Regions from separate parts of the Homo sapiens genome. Here region 1 is linked to region 2. The links are chromatin contacts, found by Hi-C or POLR2A ChIA-PET in ENCODE. All regions are on one chromosome and are shown on one strand. The core of a region is the stretch at or near the end of the contact, and the rest is flanking DNA. Distances in the headings are between cores, read along the strand shown. Region 1 overlaps CDC42SE2 (CDC42 small effector 2). Region 2 holds the start of CDC42SE2 (CDC42 small effector 2).

Region 1 (2,912 bases), core at 255-2,754, 49 kb after region 2:
CCCTTTGTGGGTAACCCGACTTTTCTCTCTGGCTGCCCTTAATATTTTTTCCTTGATTTCAACTTTGGTGAATCTGACAATTATGTGTCTTGGAGTTGCTCTTCTCAAGGAGTATCTTTGTGGCGTTCTCTGTATTTCCTGAATCTGAACGTTGGCCTGCCTTGCTAGATTGGGGAAGTTCTCCTGGATAATATCCTGCAGAGTGTTTTCCAACTTGGTTCCATTCTCCCCATCACTTTCAGGTATACCAATCAGACGTAGATTTGGTCTTTTCACATAGTCCCATATTTCTTGAAGACTTTGCTCGTTTCTTTTTATTCTTTTTTCTCTGAACTTCCCTTCTCACTTCATTTCATTCATCTCATCTTCCATCGCTGATACCCTTTCTTCCAGTTGATCACATCGGCTCCTGAGGCTTCTGCATTCTTCCCGTAGTTCTTGAGCTTTGGTTTTCAGCTCCATCAGCTCCTTTAAGCACTTCTCTGTATTGGTTATTCTAGTTATACATTCTTCTAAATTTTTTTTCAAAGTTTTCAACTTCTTTGCCTTTGGTTTGAATGTCCTCCAGTAGCTCAGAGTAATTTGATCGTCTGAAGCCTTCTTCACTCAGCTCGTCAAAGTCATTCCCTGTCCAGCTTTGTTCTGTTGCTGGTGAGGAACTGCATTCCTTTGGAGGAGGAGAGGCGCTCTGCTTTTTAGAGTTTCCAGTTTTTCCGTTCTGTTTTTTCCCCATCTTTGTGGTTTTATCTACTTTTGGTCTTTGATGATGGTGATGTACAGATGGGTTTTTGGTGTGGATGTCCTTTTTGTTTGTTAGTTTTCCTTCTAACAGACAGGACCCTCAGCTGCCGGTCTGTTGGAGTACCTTGCTGTGTGAGGTGTCAGTGTGCCCCTGCTGGGGGGTGCCTCCCAGTTAGGCTTCTCGGGGGTTAGGGGTCAGGGACCCACTTGAGGAGGCAGTCTGCCCGTTCTCAGGTCTCCAGCTGCGTGCTGGGAGTGCCAGTGCTCTCTTCAAAGCTGTCAGACAGGGACATTTAAGTCTGCAGAGGTTACTGCTTTTTGTTTGTCTGTGCCCTGCCCCAAGAGGTGGAGCCTACAGAGGCAGGCAGGCCTCCTTGAGCTGTGGTGGGCTCCACCCAGTTTGAGCTTCCAGGCTGCTTTGTTTACCTAAGCAAGCCTGGGCAATGGTGGGTGCCCCTCCCCCAGCCTGGCTGCTGCCTTGCAGTTTGATCTCAGTCTGCTGTGCTAGCAATCAGCGATACTCCGTGGGCGTAGGACCCTCCGAGCCAGGCGCGGGATATAATCTCGTGGTGCGCTGTTTTTTAAGCCCCTCGGAAAAGCACAGTATTTGGGTGGGAGTGACCCGATTTTCCAGGTGCCGTCCGTCACCCCTTTCTTTGACTAGGAAAGGGAACTCCCTGACCCCTTGCACTTCCCGAGTGAGGCAATGCCTCGCCCTACTTTGGCTTGCAAACGGTGTGCGCACCCACTGACCTGCGCCCACGATCTGGCTCTCCCTAGTGAGATGAACCCAGTACCTCAGATGGAAATGCAGAAATCACCCGTCTTCTGTGTCGCTCACGCTGGGATCTGTAGACGGGAGCTGTTCCTATTCGGCCATCTTGGCTCCTCCTCCCTTTTCTTTTTCTTTTCTTTTCTTTTTTTTTTTTAGACGGAGTCTTGCTCTGTCACCCAGGCTGTAGTGCAGTGGCGTGATCTTGGCTCACTGAAAGCTCTGCCTCCCGGGTTCACACCATTCTGCTGCCTCAGCCTCCCTTGTAGCTGGGACTACAGGTGCCTGCCACGACGCCCGGCTGATTTTTTGTATTTTTAGTGGAGGCGGGGTTTTGCCATGTTAGCCAGGATGGTCTCCATCTCCTGACCTCGTGATCTGCCTGCCTCGGCCTCCCAAAGTGCTGGGATTACAGGCATGAGCCACCGCGCCTGGCCCCTCTCTTCTTCCTTTTCTGTTTGGATGCCTTTTATTTCTGAGGCTTATCTTTCATTCTGTTAACAGTGTCTTGCAAATAGCAGAAATTAGTATTTGAATGAAATTATTACTTTGTCTTTTTTAAGTGGATTGTGCTTTTGTGTTTTAGTTTACTAATCTTTGCCCAAGATAAGGCCACAAAGATTTTATGGAAGTTTTATGGTTTTACCTTTAGGTCTGTGATTGATTTTGAGTTAATTTTGGCATGCGGTATGAATATTCAGTTGTTCCAGCTTCATTTGTTGAGAAAGCTATCCTTTCTCTGCTGGATTGCCTTTGTACCCTTATGGAAAATAAGTTGACTACATGTGTGTAGTTGTATTTCTGGACTCTCAGTTTTGTTTTATTGACCTGTTAAGTCTCTCTGCCTACTAGTACAGTGTTTTTGTAGCTTTATAATAAACCTTGAATTCTGGTTGTATAAGGCTTCCAAAATTTTTGCCCTTTTTAAAAGCCGTTTTGATTGATCTAGCTCTTTGCCATTTCCATATGATTTTATTTAATTAATTTATTTTATTTATTTTGAGGCAGAGTCTCACTCTGTCACCCTGGCCGTAGTGCAGTGGCATGATCTTGGCTCACTGCAACCTCTGTCTCCTGGGTTCAAGCGATCCTCCTGCCTCGGCCTTCCGAGTAGCTGGGATTACAGGTGTGCACCACCATGCCCGACTAAACTGTAGGATTTTAGAATAAACATGCCAGTTTATTCTACAAAAAGGTCAGCTGGGATTCTTATTAGAATTGTGTTGACTATATTGATCAAATTGGGGAGAATTGACATGTTAACATCATTGACTTCATTGATCTATGAACATAATATTATTCTCTATTTGTTTTTGCACATAATTTGATAATTTCTTCATAATTCATACTTTTACACTACAAATGAAATTATTTTTTAAATGATTGTCCTTTTTTTTTT
Region 2 (2,909 bases), core at 53-2,552:
AATAGCTGTTATATTGTATTGGTTTTTATTTGTATTTTTAAATTGTTGTGTTTTTTTTCCCAAATATTTTCCATCTGTGGTTGGTTGAATCCAGAAACGCAGAAGCCATGGATGCGGAGGGCTGACTCTGAATTATAAAGATTGTTACAAGGTGGGAAGTGTCATGGGATGAAAGGAAAAATAGTAAGGTAGGAAAGATGGAGAATTTTTTTTTTTTTTGGAACACGTGTCACTCTGTCCAGCCCAAGCTGGAGTGCAGTGGCCTGATGATGGCTCACTGTAACGTAACTCCTGGCCTCAGCCTCCAGAGTACCTGGAACTATAGGTACACGCCAACACACCAGGGTAATTTTTTTTTTTTTTTTTTGTAGAGACAGGGTCTCGCTATGTTGCCCACTCTGTTCTATTTTGAAGGTACAACCAACAAGCTTTCTTGACAGATTGAAAGTGAAAATGAGAGTATGAGAGGAGTTATGGATGATATAAAGTTTTTGGCCTGAGTAACTAGAAATCCTCGCCATCAACCTAGAATGGGGAAGACCATACATTACTTACAGGTTCGAGAGCTTACTTCAGTGGCATTACGCTATCCTTTTGAACTTACGATAAAGTTTTGTAGGCATTTTGGTGGACTGCTGGCTGCTAGATAGGGCACTCATGTTTCTGATTTCTGAGATATGTAAAATACACACCCAAAGGAATCACAGAAGTCTAGTACATGTGTAATTTTCACGCATTTCAAACCAGGTGGTTTAGCCAGCCTTAAACCAGTTAATGACTGATTGAACGATTCTGACTTTTACATGAAAAAGCAGTGGTCAGAGGATGGGCTCTCAACCGCTACTGAGAGACCCCTCATCCCACAACCGCTCAGCACCCACCCACCCACCCTCGCCTGTGCGCGTCCACCGCCCCACAACGTGCGCAGACGTCGCTCCTCCGCACGGATGTCCGCGGCCCGGGCCGGGGTGGGAAGGGGCTCCCCCACGCTCCCGCCCAGGTTTGGTCGCCATCTTTCGGAGCGTCCTTTCCCGCGAGTGCTGCAGTCCCGGATCTCAGGCGTCCGTTAGCTACAGAGGCCAATTCCTAACCCGCGCGGCTCGAATCCCGGGGGTCCCATCGCCTGCCGGCCGATTCGCCCATGCCGGAGGTACGGCGGGGGCGGGGCCTGGCGGGGGGCGGGGCCAGCACTGCGGTCGCTGCAGCTGCGCAACGGCGCCCGCCCCTCCGGCCGCTCTAGGGGCGCGCGCCGCCTCTCGCTCCGCCCAACCCGCGCGCGAGCCTGGGCGGGGAGGGGGAGCCAGGAAGCTGCGAGCGCGCTGGGGAGCGCAGCTGCAGGCGTTGGGGCGGCAGGAGCCGCGGAGCCGGCGCTGAGAGGGGCTGCGGCCGGAGCGGGCGGCTGAGACAAAGGCGACGGTGAGTGCAATGCCAGCCCCAGTCGCGCGTCGGCCGCCACGCCTCGCCCTCTCGGTCCCTTGGGCGGGGTCCCGAAGCCCCGAACCCTCGTCCCTGAGGGCTCTGGGGTGAGCGCGGCCCGGCCTTGCCAGCCGCGCGCTGCGGGCTGTGGGCTGAGCCTGCGTCTTCCATTTCAGGTTTGGGCGAGGTCCTCATGCCCTAGGACCCTGCCTTTGGTTTTTCTTCTGTTTCCTCTGAGGAATGGTTACACGCTCAGTTCAGAATTCACGGCAGGCGGACAGCTGAGGCAGCCAACTGACCGCCTGATGTAAAATGGAAAGGCAGACCCCCCCCCTCCCCCCAACTTTTCACGTCTGGAAGTCGGGAGGGTGGTGCGAGGGGCGGGCGGGGAGGGCCCGGGGTCTCTAGGTGAGGGTTTCGGGGAGCAAAGACACCTGGCTCCGGAGCTCCGACTCTTCGCCTGAGGCGCCCGACGCGTTCAGTCCGCGGGTCCTGCCGCGGTTCGCCCCGGGCCCCGGGCTTGAAAGCCCTTGGCTACCTCGTCGCGGGAGCTGAGCTACTCTTACAGGTTGTTTTACCCAGTGCTTGCAGCTTTAAGTTGCGATTTTAGGCAACGGGTGTGGTAGGTAGCGGCTCCTTGATGCCGCATTAACAGCTGAAAAAGCGCCCCGATCCGCTGACTTCACTATGTGTAAGAAACAACATTGGGGATTCCTCTTTAGCTTGCAATTATTTTAAATGATAAGCTTTTTTAGGGGAATTTTGGGGGGTGATGTGCAGTTTACAAAATCTAAATGTTTCGTTGAAGGGCCTGGCTTATAGTACGTGCTCAGTAAAGTATTTGTTGAATGAATGAATCTTGAAATATCAGACAAAGCTTATCTCACATCTAGTAAAATTTAGGCACATACTCCTTGATTATGATTAAGGAAAGAATGTCGGCAAACAGTATGTATTTTTGATATACGTTTTTTAGTTTTTGTCCCACATAACATACTGTTGATGAACAGTCCGTTCTTACTCTCAATATTATGAACATAGAAAATATATATCAAATTTGGATTTTCTCTTTTGGTTTGAGAGAAGTTGGTATACATTTTCTGTTTCTTAAAAACAGGCCTTATTTCTAATCTTTAAAAATAATGGAGAAGATAAAGAGGGAGTGGGATTGTATTTTGAAACCCAGCTTTCTGTTTCATTATGAATAAAGGAGTTTATGTGTTTTTGAGAAGGGACTGTGGTATGGTCTTGCTGCTTTTTGAGCAAGGGAGAACTCTAAATTTAGGGGGGGAAAAGCTAATGTTGCACTAATATAATAAAATGTCACCATTTACTCAACAGATATTCATTAAGCACCTGTTTATGGGCACAGGCAAAATCCGCAATTATCCTTTTCTTAAACTTGAATGCAAAGTTATTTCCTTATTATTGATGTCGCAAGTGGTGACTGTCTTAAACCCCTAGTGGCTATTTCAGTTGGGAAAGATGGCAGG

The links. A loop is a pair of places that touch in the nucleus more often than their neighbours do. ChIA-PET counts read pairs that join two places held with the same protein, here RNA polymerase II (POLR2A). Pooled maps may share reads with other maps.
Region 1: a map of CD8-positive, alpha-beta T cell shows a loop between it and region 2 (2.6-fold over the local background). The contact joins the enhancer-like site here to the promoter of CDC42SE2 in region 2. A Hi-C loop is called at or near these places in 13 of 168 maps with a recorded cell type or tissue (B cell, CD4-positive, alpha-beta T cell, CD4-positive, alpha-beta memory T cell and 10 more), 2 of 37 single-sample maps with no recorded cell type and 4 of 50 pooled maps. POLR2A ChIA-PET finds 5 or more read pairs at or near these places in 36 of 52 experiments (A549, BJ, CD4-positive, alpha-beta T cell and 27 more).

What each region holds. Positions count from the first base shown.
Region 1 is chr5:131,311,332-131,314,243 of GRCh38, forward strand. All of the region lies in intron 1 of CDC42SE2 (CDC42 small effector 2), which reads left to right. Among named protein-coding and RNA genes, the nearest start is that of CDC42SE2, 49 kb to the left of the region's middle. RefSeq lists an enhancer at 450-1,258 and a silencer at 999-1,220. Within about 2 kb of position 1,505, at least 4 of the 41 ENCODE cell types and tissues checked have a DNase peak (open chromatin) inside an H3K27ac peak, as active enhancers do; they include CD4-positive, alpha-beta T cell, CD8-positive, alpha-beta T cell and HCT116, where a contact is called at or near this core.
Region 2 is chr5:131,262,751-131,265,659 of GRCh38, forward strand. It overlaps CDC42SE2 (CDC42 small effector 2), which reads left to right and starts at 1,303. Exons shown (of 5, transcript NM_001375635.1): 1 at 1,303-1,416. RefSeq lists enhancers at 587-636, 1,765-2,582 and silencers at 757-826, 837-886, 917-1,566.